Regions from separate parts of the Mus musculus genome. Here regions 2 and 3 are each linked to region 1. A link is a contact called in ENCODE Hi-C or POLR2A ChIA-PET data. All regions are on one chromosome and are shown on one strand. Each heading gives the region's core, a stretch centred on a gene start or an enhancer-like site at or near the end of the contact. The rest is flanking DNA. Distances are from core to core; before and after follow the strand shown. Region 1 holds the start of Ctc1 (CTS telomere maintenance complex component 1). Region 2 holds the start of Tmem107 (transmembrane protein 107). Region 3 holds the start of Slc25a35 (solute carrier family 25, member 35).

Region 1 (4,636 bases), core at 1,207-3,706:
AATATTAAAAAAAATAAATAAAGGAGGCTGAAGTTGTAAAAGAGGCTTTAATATTGGGTGTGGGGGATTCATGCTTTGAAGAAAAGAGAAAAAAATACGCATCTCTGATATAATAGGGGATATAGTTTTAAGTTCCACGTTTTTGTGTGTACAGGATAGCTTGTAACCCAGGCTGACCTTGAATCCCTGATATTCCTATCTTCATTTCTCAAGTGCTAATTGTGGAGTTGTAACATCAAATTTTCACTGTATCGTTCAAGCTGTCCTTGACATAATCTTTCTAGGTGGCTGAAACTACAACAAACCACCACACTGGCTCCAAACGGTTTTTTTTTTTTTTCCTGATTTTTCGAGACAGGATTTCTCTGTGTAGCCCTAGAACTCACTCTGTAGATCAGGCTGGCCTTGAACTCAGAAATCCGCCTGCCTCTGCCTCTGCAGTGCTGGGATTAAAGGTGAGTGCCACCACGCTCGTGCCACCACGCTCGGCCAAACTTTTCTTTTATCAAGAGCTTATGAACCTGTCCTGCTGATACAAGCCTATAATCTCCCCAGAGGAGACAGGAAGATCAGGGGTCCCCCTTGGCCAAAGAGCAAATTCAAGATCCAATATGGTGCTATAGGATACACCACCTGTCTCAAAACAACAAACACAACAGAAACATAAAACAACAAAACAAAACAAAAACAAACAAACAAAACCTCTAAAAAGCCTGTTACTGAAGGCAATGCTAGTCATTGACTAGGTAGCTCCATTTTGCTTTTAAGTAGACACTGGGTGTTTATTTATCATTTTCTTTTTTCCTTCCTTATGAAGTTGAGTCTTTCCTCCCTTCAGTAAATTTGAATGTCAGGATCAACAGGCCTGCTTGAAGAATGTCTTAAAAGAAACTAATAAAACCCCTTAAACAGAGACTCTCTTGTGCTACAAAATCTTTAGTTGAGACACGGCTACTAGGGTGGGGCTTTTGCCCCAACTTCTCTTTCATCACCACAGTGCATATTTCATGACAGAAGGAGTTGTTTGCATCAAAAGTGAAGCTGAATGAAGGGATACAGTAATTTGCAGGTGTAATACTTTGTTGTTTTTCTTTTGTTTGTTTGTTTCCAAACAGGGTTTCTCTGTATAGCCCTGGATGTCCTGGGACTCACTCTGTAGACCAGGCTGGCCTGGAACTCAGAAATCCACCTGCCTCTGCCTCTGCCTCTGCTGGGGTTAAAGACATGCGCCACTACTGACTGGCTACTTTGTTGGTTGTTTTTTTTTTTTTTTTTTTTAATGTAACCCTGGCTGCTTTAAACTCAGGAAGATTCTCCTGCCTCCTGAATGCTGGGATTACTGCACTGCCACATGGTTCCTTTTCTATCTTGCTTTTTATGTGTTTGAGTGTTTTGCTTGCATGAATGTATGTGTACCACGTGTGCAGTTACTCAAAAGGTAGCGCCAGAGCCGGGCCACCTTTAATCCCAATACTCGGGAGGCAGAGGCAGGTGGATTTCTGAGTTCGAGGCCAGCCTGGTCTACAAAGTGAGTTCCAGGACAGCCAGGGCAATAGAGAGACCCTGTCTCGAAAGACAAAAAAACAAAACAAAACAAAACAAAACAACAACAACAACAACAAAGGTAGCGCCAGGTCTCCTGGAACTGGAATGCCAGACAATCTCCTCGCTTTGCTTTTTCTTCCTTTCTTCTTCCTTTCTTCCTTCCTTTCTTTCTTCCTTCCTTCCTTCCTTCCTTCCTTCCTTCCTTCCTTCCTTTCTTTCTTTCTTTCTTTCTTTCTTTCTTTCTTCTCCATATATTTTGCCTGTTTTCCCGTCAATCTCCTTGCCTCAGAACAAGAGGGTTTTTGTTTTGTTTTCTTCAATGAATATACCCCGATCCTATGTGCCTGCCACATAGATGAATTCTGTTTCCTCCGCCAGTACTGAGCTCTTGATTGCCTGACTGACTGAATTAGGAAAAGCAAAGGCTTTCATGAATTGAGTCACATATGGCCACCAAATTCTTTAGCAAAAATTAGTTCTAGACATTAGAGTAAAAAACAAATTTAAAAAGACTTGCTAAATGCAGCAGTGGCTTAAGTCCACTGCACATATCACATATGCTAATGGTGTCCCGTGGCTCCCTTTTTTGTCCTCACTTCGTAGTTCTGGCTGGCCTGAAATTCACTATGAAGAGCAGGTTAGGCTGAAACTCAAAACTCGCAGAGATCCCCCTGCCTCTGCACCCGGATTGCTGGGATTAAAGGCACATGCGATATCCCATCTAGTCTGTGGCTACTTTTAAATTGCACATCTCTGCTTGACAAGATCAGGGAGACTGAAAATTTTAGGTGTTATGAGCCAAGTGACTGTGCGCTCGAGCGGTCTCCCGCCCGCCCCACCCCACGTGAAACACTAGGATCCGGACGCGCCGTCACTATAGAAGGAAAACAGGCCAGATCTGGTGACGCACATCTGTAATTCCCGCCTTTAGGAGTCAGAAGCGGAAGGGTCGCTGCAAATTTAAGGCCAGTAGGCTCCTTACGGCAAGTTCACCGCAAAAGGTCCCTGACGCCCCAGTACCCTGGTGGATGCAGAGGGAAGAGGCAGTGCTGCTCCCTGACGTCACAGGTTCCCTCCCGTGAGCACTTGCGCCCGGAGTTCGCGCGTTCTTCAGGGTAGGGGTTTGGCTCATCATGGCTGCTTGCCGAGCACAACCACCTACCTCCGTGAGTGCTGTTTGTGTGATTCTCGTGGGTTTTTTGTTTTGTTTTCCCTTCTTGTCCTGAATTTCTTTTCTTCCTATACTCCTTCCATCCATTGCCCATGGTCTTGGCCTGGGGAGCGGAGGCTTTTCCGGCCCTTTGTTCCAGGGTCGACCTAGCCTGGAATACGTCTCCGCCCACTGTCGAAGGTTTACGCTCTGTGGGAGATTAGCCTTGCTGGTTGTTGTGGTTACAGGGGCCCTCTGATTTAGCTGGTTTGGGAAAGGAGAAACGCCCCAGTCCTTGGATGGGTACCCCGGTTAGCTAAGCGGGAAAGCATCAGAAAACGGTACTAGGCAGCAGAAGCCATTTTGCTAAGCAAGAGTTAAAGCAAATATCGTTTGAAAAGCTAAATGCCATTGGGTGGAGGTGGAGGGGTCAGAAGGAATAGTGAACTGTCTTGACTTGCTAAGCAACAACTTCTTGGTAGTTGTTAGTGGTCTTTTTATGACAGCGTCACGTTAACATCACCTGGTGCTTGCTATGTAATTCACTGGGCTAGCCTCTACATGTCTCGCACTTGGTGGCCCTTTTTGGACAAAGGAGTGGTTGTTTGAGATTTGGGTCTTACTTTACTGAAGTGTACTGTGGACGGTTGAGCTGAAAGACCATGGTTGAAAACAGAGTCTATGGTATCTTCTTCCACTACAGCAGTGTTAGTGTTGGGGTACCAGAGGTAAAGAGAAGGCCAAGCATGGTGGTTTACACCTTTAATCCCAGCACTGAGAGGCAGACAGATCTCTTGTGAGTTCGAGGCCAGTCTACATAGTGAGTTCCATGACAGCCAGCGCTATGATGAGAAACCCTGTCTTGAAGAACAAACAAACCCAAAGGAGTAAGACATTAGAATTTAAAGGGGTGGATATTGTAAATGACAGGGAGCCAGTTAAGGAGTAGCCAAGGATTCAAGCTAGCTGGCTGATCAGTGAACATGGCTTTAGTGCTGGAGTGGTTTTAAAGAGGACATTTGTGCTGCAGTGCTGGGCAGAGTGATGAGACCAGCTCTCAGGAGAGAGAACTCTCAGCTAAAGGAGAGATCCTTGAGCAACAGTCCTCTTTTAAAGGTCGTTCGTTCAAGGTAGACGATGCAGTCGGGTGTGGTGGTCCAAGCCTTTAATCCCAGCAGTTGGGAGGCACAGGCAGGCAGGCCTGGTGTATATAGCAAGTTACAGGGTAGCAAGACTCCATGGTGAAACCCTGTTTTAAAAACAACAACCACCACAGCAAACGTAGGCAATTCAAGTATTTGAGGGTATAGTGTTAGGCTTACATTATACAAAATGAATCTTGGGGTTATCCAAAATACAGACCTGTTTCATTTGATTCGGTAAATGTCCTTAGTTTCCCTTTTCCCCTCGAACAACCAACGGCAAAAGCCAAAGTCTTCCCTATGTAACTGAGTCTTCCCTCAAAATATACTGTGTAAGTAGGGCATGGTGGCGCACGCCTTTAATCCCAGCACTCGGGAGGCAGAGGCAGCGGATTTCTGAGTTCAAGGCCAGCCTGGTCTACACAGTGAGTTCCAGGACAGCCAGGGCTACACAGAGAAACCACCCTGTTTCAAAAAAAAAAAAAAAGTGACATCTGCCTCCCCCCAAATTTGATTTCACTTTGAGGTGGTGTCACTACTTTGAGAAAGGTTGTCAAGTAATGGGCAGGGCATGAGAGGACTAACAACCAAAACCAAGCAAACCTGAATGAAAACAATGTACTTCTAGCCTTTGATTATGTCAATGAAGTATTATCTGGGTAGTGGATTGGTCCACTGTCCAAAACTCTGAGAGTGAATGCAAAGAGAGAGTGTTTGTCCTAGGTTTAAGTCAGTAGGACTGTTTACACAAGAATGCCAAAATAATTTAGGACATTGAAAGTGGTTTTTCAAGGTGTTA
Region 2 (4,636 bases), core at 799-3,298, 55 kb after region 1:
GAGATACAAGAAGTTGTAAGCAGCACCATACGAGTGCTGGGAACTGAATTTAACAAGAGTATTCTGTGCTCTTTCTTTCAACAGAGGGTTTCTGTGTAGCCTTGGCTGTCCTGCTTTGTAGACCAGGCTGGCCTTGAACTCACAGAGATCTGTCTGCCTCTGCCTCCTGAGTGCTAGGATTAACACCTGGTGCAAGGATTAATCACTAAGCCATTTCTACATTTTTTTTTGTAGAGACATTTTAGTTTTTTCCTTTTATTGAGCTGACTATATAACCTAGCATGACCTTGAATTTCTAAACCTCTTTCCCCCACCTCCCAAATGCTGGGACTATAGGTGTTTCCCCCTATCCAGCTTAAGACTCAATTTTATATGAAAAAGTTATAGTTTCACCATATAGGAGCTTGAGTGGAGCTCAGTAGTAAAGTAATCATTTAGCGTGGTCCATACCCTGTGTTTGATCCCCAGTGCAGCCCACAGGCAGAAGCTTCAATAAGTAGGAGCTGAATATATAAGGACATTCAATGCTATAGATTATTCTTTGTGTTTTAGAATGCCATTCTCTGCGTTGATAATACTATAGGGTCTCAGAAGGGAAGATGGGAGGATGGCTCAGTGGAGGGTGCTTACCTACCTATATGTAAGAGGCCTGGAGCTTATCTCCAATACTGAAAAAAAAAATCAGGAAATTACATGATTACAATGCTGTTGTTTAAGTTACAAACCCTATACAAAACTTGCCAAGCATCTCACCTCAGTCTTTTATAATAAAAGGGGGCGAGGGGGGGGCAATTCTTTTGCCTGGTTTGGGATCTCAGGTTCAGTTAGACACCCCCCTACCCCCCGTTCATTTAGAAGACCTCCAGTCTGTCTTTCATGACCTTTAACTGGCTTAGGAAAGGGAACCCCATGTATTACTTTAGGGAGACAGAATCATTTCTTCTTCTTCTTCTTCTTCTTCTTCTTCTTCTTCCTCCTCCTCCTCCTCCTCCTCCTCCTCCACCTCCTTCCTCTCTCTCTCTGCCAATTCCTTGAAACAAAAATTTAAGAAGTATCTATTTTCAAAGCTTCCCTTTGATATTATTCTAGTATTATCTTTTAATTTAAAAAAATTATAGCACGCATTACCTCGCTGGGTTTTGTTCTTGTTTTGGCTGTTATCAATCTCCCCACCTAGAATATAACCTGGAGGGACTTTATCGAGGTACTCTCAGATTTGGGGCACAGTGCCTGGCATCTGGGAGACATCAAATATTTGTTGAATAGATGAAATCCCTCTGGTCCTGAGCCTTGTCTTTTGGGCTGGTTTAGAGGCACAAAGAAAAAGGAATGGAGGGACCAGAGAGTGCAAGTGGGATGGGAGGTCCATTGACATGGGACTTGATTGTGAACTGGAAAGTGCTGAGAACTTTCCGATTCTCCGATCTGCAGGGATTTCATCCGAAGCCCCAAATCGGTCACATCACCCTAAGAAGAGGTTCTTGGTCTGTAACTGAGCAATGTCCGGGGCCTAACAACTCAGAGCAAGAGTGAAATCGGTGGTGGGTCAGCGTCCCAGCCTAGGCTAAGCGCAAGCAGTTCCAGTCCCCCGCTCCATTCTTCACCCTTTCAGATCCCCTCGGTTCCCGAGGCAGTCACCTCACCCACATCCAATTTTAACCATCCCAAGGCTGCTCATTTCTGCACTCGGCAAATCTCTCATGACACGGAGACAAGTTATTTAGGAAGAAATTAGAGTCATTCTTCGGCAAAGTTTTGCTCTAGGGCGGAAGGGGGAGTCCTCTGACAACCAGGGGCTAGGGGACTTAGCCTGACCCTGGGACAAGCTCGGTGCATCAGCCTCTCCTCGTTCGTCCCCTCGACTCCTAGCGCCCAAGGCAGTGAGTGGGAAGCACAGGAGAAGGGAGGATTTGGTGGTTCTGGCTGCATCCTCTTGGGTCCATCAACGGCTCACGTACCGCGCCTATAGACGTTGGTAGAGGGAGCAGCACTATCGCGAGACTTCCGAAAGCAGCAGCGTGGCGCTTGCGGACGCAGTTACCATGGCAGCCGGGCGGCGCCCGAGCGCGCGGGAAGGACACTTAAGTAGAGAGGTCTGGCCTGCTTGCTCAGGGAGACTTGATGAGTGACCCACCCCAGACTTCCAACCTCAAAACCCACGGCCTCCACTCGAGGCCCCCGAGGCCATGGGTCGGATCTCCGGGCTCGTGCCCTCTCGGTTCCTGACGCTCTTGGCTCATCTGGTGGTTGTCATCACGTTGTTCTGGTCCCGGGTAAGACGCGGACAGGGCGCGCGTGCGCGTGCCCTCCTGGCCCTCCCATTCTCATCTTGGAGTGGACCCAGCTCAGCTCAGTCCACTCACACAGGGTCCGTTCGTTGCTCCGTTCCCCGGCCCCTTCCCAACTTGTCCCCGCAGCCCCATTCCTCTTTTGACATTTCTTTCTTTCTGCCCGGCTCGCCAGGAAAGCAACATCCAGGCTTGCCTGCCTCTCAAATTCACCCCGGAGGAATACGAAAAGCAGGACAACCAGTGAGCTCTTGGGGCGGGGTGAGAGTGCAGGGGTCTTCAACAGAATCCAGAAACCTTGGTCCAAGCCCTTTTCTCTCTGCAGGCTGGTAGCCGCGCTCTGTCTCACCCTGGGCCTCTTTGCAGTGGAGCTGGCTGGCTTCCTCTCAGGAGTCTCCATGTTCAATAGCACCCAGAGCCTCCTCTGTATCCTTTTTATTTGGCCATCGTCCTCAGGTGACTCATCCCAGTTACCACTCTTTCCACCTCTGTAGGCCTTTGGGGCACAAGTGTCTGCTCTACATGGTAAACCGAATCTCTCTCTAGGTGAGAGGTTTTAGACACTGTTGGGGAATTAATAGACTTCAAACATTCGTTAAATCCGGATGTGAGCCAGGTTCTGGCGATCCCTGGATGGGAGTAAAATCATTTTATCCCGTTTGAAGAGGTGGCAGACAAACATCTGTAAATCAGTGTGATTAAACAGTATGCTTGTAGGTGTGTGTAAAATACAAAGCACTATGGGAACTCAGAAGGGACCAAGAAAATAGAGCCCAGGTGTGGTTCTGCAAGCCTTTAATCCTAGTGCACGGGAGGCAGGGGCAGGTGAATTTTTTGGGTTTTTTTAAATCTTATTTTACTTATATATTTAGGTTATCTAAGACAGGGTTTCTCTATGTAGACCTAGGCTGTCCTGGAACTCAGTAGACCAGGCTGGCCTCGAACTCCGAAATCCACCTGCCTCTGCCTCCCAAGTGCTGGATTAAAGGCATGCACCACCACTGCCTGGCTTGTTTTGTTTTGTTTGTTTGTTTGTGTTTTTAAAAAGGTAGCTCTTTACTCTTGAATTGTGGACAAGGAAGACCAGGGCACTGGAGAAATCCCCAGTGTATCAGATCTGTAGGTATTCTTGTGTGGCCTAGGGCATATATGACATTAACCTTCCCAGAAGTGTACAGAGTGTACAGGGAGAGGTCCTATCAAAGCAAACTCAGCTCTGGTCTCTTACACATAACTGTCCATAAATTCAGAAGGCATTGGCTGCCAACTCTGGCGCTTGTCTTAAGGGAAGGGTACAAGCTGAACCCAAGTCCAGGTACCAACGGGGCCCATCACGAACCGATTACTTTCCTTGACCCCCTCTGTATTGTTAAGCCATTGCAGCCCACTGTAGCGCGTCTGTGGCCCTGTCTTTCTTCGTATTCGAGCGATGGGAATGTACCACGTACTGGTACATTTTTACCTTCTGCAGGTGCCCTAGCACCCAATATTTTGGAATGGGGGGGGGTGGTGGAAAATCGATCCCAAATCTGAAGGTTTCCCCCACCTAGACCTTTCCTGCACATGTGAAATTGGTAGAGTTTTGAAGAGTCATACCCACCCTAACCCACCCGCATATAAGGTTTGGAGGTTCAAGTGTTTGGGTTGGAAGGGGCTCTAACTCCCCCCCCTCCCCCGCGGCCCCGTACTTTTCACAGCGCCTTCCCAGCTGTCACTGAAACTGCATTATTCATCGCTGTCTTTGGGCTGAAAAAGAAACCCTTCTGATCACAATCCGGGTGTAGGGACCAAGGCTGGAAAAGTGATGAAGCTTCCTCCCACTGCTGCAAGAAAAAGGCAGAGGCTTCAGTTTTCTCTCGCCCAAGTCCCTTGCTCCTCCCAACTGCGGCTAAGCAGAGGATGGCAGTGTTGGAATAAGATCTCTCAAATCTTGGATTATAATTTTATTAGAGTTTTGTAATAAAATTTATTTTATAACAAGAGCAAGGCGTATACTATTTTTCAGAAGACCATTGGATGGGCCAAGAGGCTGGTATAAATAAAGGCTTTTATCTTGTGGTTAGGGCTAGAAGTAATGCTTCTATTTGGGTTTTTACGCTAGAAGCTAGGCGGAAGTGAGTGGGCGGGGATATGCAAATAACTATCTCACATAGCGCTTCTAATTTGCCGCGTGTGAGGGGAGCATTCTGGGATGGTTTTGTTTCTCCCTTTTTGTGCCGAATGGAGAATAAAATACTTCAAACGACTTGCAAATAGATATTATTCTTGCGTTGCAAGAACTGTAAGTCACTGGGCTCGTGCTAAAGTGACGTATTCTCACCCTTCCTTTAATAGGAAATGTCTCTACT
Region 3 (4,636 bases), core at 1,078-3,577, 48 kb before region 1:
AAATTATGTATTAGTGGGAACAAACATCCACTACAAAAGACTTCCATGTATGTGTTCTGTTTTCACGGAGGGGATAAATAGCTGTCCCCCATTTTTTGTTTTATTTTTATTTTACTCTATTTATTTATTTATTTATTTAGGTTTTTTGAGACGGGTATTTTGTTTTTTAAAAAAGATTTTTAAAATATTTATTCCTGTCTATGTATGTATACATGTGCATGCAGTATCTGTAGAGGCCAGAAGGGGGCACCAAATATCACTAGTAATTTGTCAGTTGCTTTGTGGTTGCTGAAAATGAAATTAGATTCTCTGAAGGGGTGGGAGTGTGTGTGGGGGGGTAGAATAACTCATGCCTTTAATATCAGCACTCAGGATGCAGAAGCAGGTGAATCTCTGAGTTCGAGGCCAGCCTAGTCTTCAGGGTGAGTTCCAGTACAGCCAGGGCTACACAGAGGAACCCTGTCTCAAAACAAAGCAACAAAACTGGGTCCTGTGAAAGATCAGCCACTTGCTCTTATTTGCTGCCTTTAATCCCAGCACTTGGGAGACAGAGGCAGGCAGATTTCTGTGAGTTTGAGGTGAGCCTGGTCTACAGAGTGAGTTCCAAGACAGCCAGGGCTACACAGAGAAACTCTGCCTTGAGAAAGAATAAAAATTACTTAAAAAAAAACCAAAACAAACAAATAAACAAACAAAAAAAACCTTAAAATCTGTCAATCTCTTGGGCATCTGGTATTAAAGACAGAAAGTGTCACCCAGTAATGCTGAATGTTAAGCACCCAGGGGGACTTAGTGAAAGAATGTGGGGGTCCACCTGCAGAGTTCTTCTGGTTCAGGGAGTTTCCAGTGAGACTGGATGTATTTCTAAGTTCTCAGGCACTACTGCTGCTATAGCCACCATACTTTTGAGAACCCTAGGCTTTAAGCTCAGGGTGTGAAGCCAAGTGTGGTGTCACCCAGTAGGGCAGCAGGCTGGAAATCTTCAGCACTCCACATGCTGAGGCAGGAGGATTTTGAGTTTGAGGCTCCTAAAGGCTACACACAGCAAAGTTGTCTGGCAAACAACCTAAGACTCAGATCTGCCTCTCTCCCACCCCCAAGCTTCTAGAGTTTCCAGTATCGTGAAGTAGGGAAATTAACCACTAGCTAAGAACAATAGGAATGTTTTTGAGGTATTCCTAAAAATAGGTATGTTTGAGGAACAAAGTAGAATGAGGCTGAATAGGGACAACTTGAAAAGCCATCAGAAGATGCTCAACCTGACCTGAACGTCACCAAAGAAAGCTGCGGGGACCTCGGGGAAGTGGGAAGAGTTCTGTCAACTCCAGACTTCCCAGTAAATTACTGAGCGTGTAACACAAGGGCAACCTCTCCTTTGGAGTATGTCCCACAGATATTATCTCATTTTACAAGGGGTTCCTGAGAAGATAAGAAACTTGCCCACGGTCATCTATATAGTAGGAAGGAAAATATAAACCGGAATTCAGCGCTAAGCAGGGTAGTTGACTCAGGTGAGCCCTCTGCTTCTTCCTGCCGCCCAAATGACGCCACCTAAACTCCTACCTTCTTTCTCCAAGCTTTCTCTTTAAGCTCTTTTCCAGCCTCCCCCCCCCCCGGGCTCTTTCATAATTATTCATACGAATGAAGCAAGGACAAGAAACAAGTCTGTTTCTGTAACCTAAGCCTCGCTGAGGAGGAGATGGAAATCCTTGTCTTGACCTGCCCGGCCTCCTCTAGGTCATTGTGACGATCAAGAGCTTAATAAGATCAAGGTTTTGTTTTTTTTTTTTTTTTTCCCCTGGCTGGCCTTCAGGCCTCCCTCCCTGGGCGCCCGCAGCTGGCCACACCCTGGTACTAGACCCTACAGTTTACTCGGCCTTAGGGGATGGGTGCTGTCCAGCAGGTGTGTACCATCGCCCCGGCGGGCGGGACTGCAGTTTCCGGACTATCCTGGCATCCGAACAGCGCTGGGCGTGTCTGCGGTCAGGCAAACCCCAAACAGAGATGACCTGGGATTGAGGACGATCGCAGAGAGCCCGCCACCCACAGGAGTCGCTGCCCAACCCTCCGCGCTCAGCCTCTGCATCCCGGCCCACCCCAGTTCCTGGACAGTGATTAACAAAAACAAAAACCAAAAACATCTCCCCGCCTCCGGCACCCTCCCAATGCCAGGCCTGGGAGCCGGGGCGAGGAGAGTTAACCCAACCCGTTTTAGTTGAGGCCGAGGGCCCGGCCGATGGCAGCGCCTCCCATTGGCTGCTGAGCCGGCTCTTCGCTGATTGGCTGAGGCGCTCGGCTGCAGCTCTTGGAGAGTCCCCATTGGCGCTGCGTTCCAAGGACCCGAGAGTGGCCGCCCGGCCTCTGCAGACTACCTCGGGTAAAGGTGCTCTAGCTCCCGCAGCTACTTTGCCACGCTTATTCTTAGCCGGAATCCTAACTTCTTTCACAACCCTCCTCTCGCTGTTGTCGAGCCACCTTCGGCTTTTCCCTCTGATTCTTTTTCTGTTGTTGCTTTTCTTTTTCCTGCTTCTCCAGCTACCATTTCGTAACTCCGTTTTCCTAAGATACGCTCTGGTACCCCCATCCTAGGCATTCCCACCTGCCAGCTTCTAACTTCTGCTCCTCCCTGATCTCAGTTCCCTTGTCAACAGGGCCTTGTTGCCATACCCTACTACACTCCTCTTTCTTTCCTTTTGCTACCTTCTGATCCCCAAACTCCCTCTAACCTCACTTGACTTCTTGACATTTGACCCAGACAATTTAGCTCTCTTAAATTTCTACCTGTTGCAGCCTGGGCTTCAAAGAGCCAGGTGTTGTTCATATCCATCCCTGCTTTCTGAAGCTGTTTCTACCTTTACCATGGACTTCTTAATGAGTGGTGTAGCAGCCTGTGGAGCCTGTGTGTTCACCAATCCCTTGGAGGTTGTGAAGACCAGAATGCAATTGCAGGGAGAACTGCAGGCCCCAGGCACCTACCAGCGCCACTACCGAAACGTCTTCCACGCCTTCTTCACCATTGGCAAGGTGGATGGCCTAGCTGCCCTGCAGAAGGGCCTGGGCCCTGCGCTCTTGTACCAGTTCTTGATGAATGGCATCCGACTGGGCACCTACGGGCTGGCAGAGTCTCGGGGTTACCTGCACACTAATGAAGGCACCCACAGTCCTGTCCGCAGCGCCGCAGCTGGGGCCCTTGCTGGGGTCATGGGAGCATATCTGGGAAGCCCAATCTACATGGTAAGAAGAGGGGTCTGTCTGGTCTGGGGCTTTCAGAAAAGACTTTTGGCAGAGGGTGGGAGCCTGCCCTTTACAAAGGCATTGGTGACAGGGTGCTGTGCCCCATAAGCAGAAAATGGCACAGGAAAATGCTGGCAAGCTTCAAGGCCTTCTGATCTGCCTTATACACAGACACCCAACAGACTCTGCAATGTGTTGATGAAGATTACAGACTTAGCGTAAGGAGAACTCCTTTGAGTTGGGGTGTCATTTGTTTGTTGAGGCAGGGTCTCCCTATATTGTAGTATCAACACTTGCTCTTGTAGCCCAGCCTGGCTTCTAACTACAGTCCACCCTGAGTCTTCTCAGTGCTTCAGTTAACAGGTATGCATCCTAGCGGTATGCATTCAACTGAACTTTGAATCACACTTCCTAGCACTCATTGTTGCCATGTTGATAAGACAGGAATAATTATAGACTCTTGTGAAGTTGCTGAGAGGACTGAAGGAGACACATGAGATGTACATATGAAGGGTTCATATAGATCCCGGCAGATGGTGGGCATCTGACAATATTCCTCTCTTCTCTTCTCTTCTCTTCTCTTCTCTTCTCTTCTCTTCTCTTCTCTTCTCTTCTCTTCTCCTCTCCTCTCCTCTCCTCTCCTCTCCTCTCCTCTCCTCTCCTCTCCTCTCCTCTCCTCTCCTCTCCTCTCTCTCTCTCTCCTCTCTCTCTCTCCCCTCTCCCCCTCTCCTCTCTCTCCTCTCTTTCCTCTCTCTCCTCTCTCTCCTTTCTCTCCCCTCTCTCTTTCCCTCTTTTCCCTTGATACAGGCAGAGCCTGGCTATATGACCCAGGCTAATGGGAAACTCACTAGGAACCCAAGCTGGCGTGAAGCTCTTGCTCCTCCTTGCCTGTGCCACCCAGATGCTCTGATTACCAATATGTGCCACCATGCCCAGTGCAGCTTTTACTGTCTTATTCCTGGGGCTGACTTTGTGTAGAAGGATGAGGAATCTGAGAAACAGGCGTCACGAAGTGTAGGTCAGGAAAGTCCCGGGCATCACAGAATTGTACACACTCTCACAACTTGCTCCTGTGAGTTATCAGATGGTGAAGGGCTGGAAGCCTGGATCCAGAGAGGGTTGGTGTCCTGCTCAAGGTCACACAGCTGTTCGTTACTGGGACTAGGCCAGGCTTAGTGAGCCAAGGAGATGATCTTACAGGAGCGCCAACTTGGTCTCACTCCTAGTGTATGAGATTTGAGGACAAAGGCATCTTCAAAAATCAGCTGAATTTGTGCCCTTAGGGTAGTCTTGACAGGGAGGCTGGTGGAGGTGGCAGCTGGAGATCTGATCTGGAATGGGAGCTGGCATAAGAGGCAAGGCATCCAGAACTTTCCTAACATGAAGTCTTAGGAAATATTAC

The links. A loop is a pair of places that touch in the nucleus more often than their neighbours do. ChIA-PET counts read pairs that join two places held with the same protein, here RNA polymerase II (POLR2A).
Region 2: POLR2A ChIA-PET joins it to region 1 with 10 read pairs in embryonic stem cell. The contact joins the promoter of Tmem107 here to the promoter of Ctc1 in region 1. POLR2A ChIA-PET finds 5 or more read pairs at or near these places in 4 of 5 experiments (Patski and embryonic stem cell).
Region 3: a loop to region 1 is called in a map of heart, with 2.0 times the contacts of the local background. The contact joins the promoter of Slc25a35 here to the promoter of Ctc1 in region 1. A Hi-C loop is called at or near these places in 1 of 37 maps with a recorded cell type or tissue (heart). POLR2A ChIA-PET finds 5 or more read pairs at or near these places in 4 of 5 experiments (Patski and embryonic stem cell).

Annotation. Positions count from the first base shown.
Region 1 is chr11:69,013,455-69,018,090 of GRCm38, forward strand. It overlaps Ctc1 (CTS telomere maintenance complex component 1), which reads left to right and starts at 2,457. Exons shown (of 23, transcript NM_001013256.2): 1 at 2,457-2,711. The coding sequence starts at 2,679.
Region 2 is chr11:69,068,761-69,073,396 of GRCm38, forward strand. Tmem107 (transmembrane protein 107) reads left to right here and starts at 2,049. Exons shown (of 5, transcript NM_025838.2): 1 at 2,049-2,273; 2 at 2,464-2,531; 3 at 2,614-2,714; 4 at 3,663-3,759; 5 at 3,986-4,533. The coding sequence starts at 2,187. The coding sequence ends at 4,055.
Region 3 is chr11:68,965,804-68,970,439 of GRCm38, forward strand. It overlaps Slc25a35 (solute carrier family 25, member 35), which reads left to right and starts at 2,328. Exons shown (of 5, transcript NM_028048.2): 1 at 2,328-3,234. The coding sequence starts at 2,860.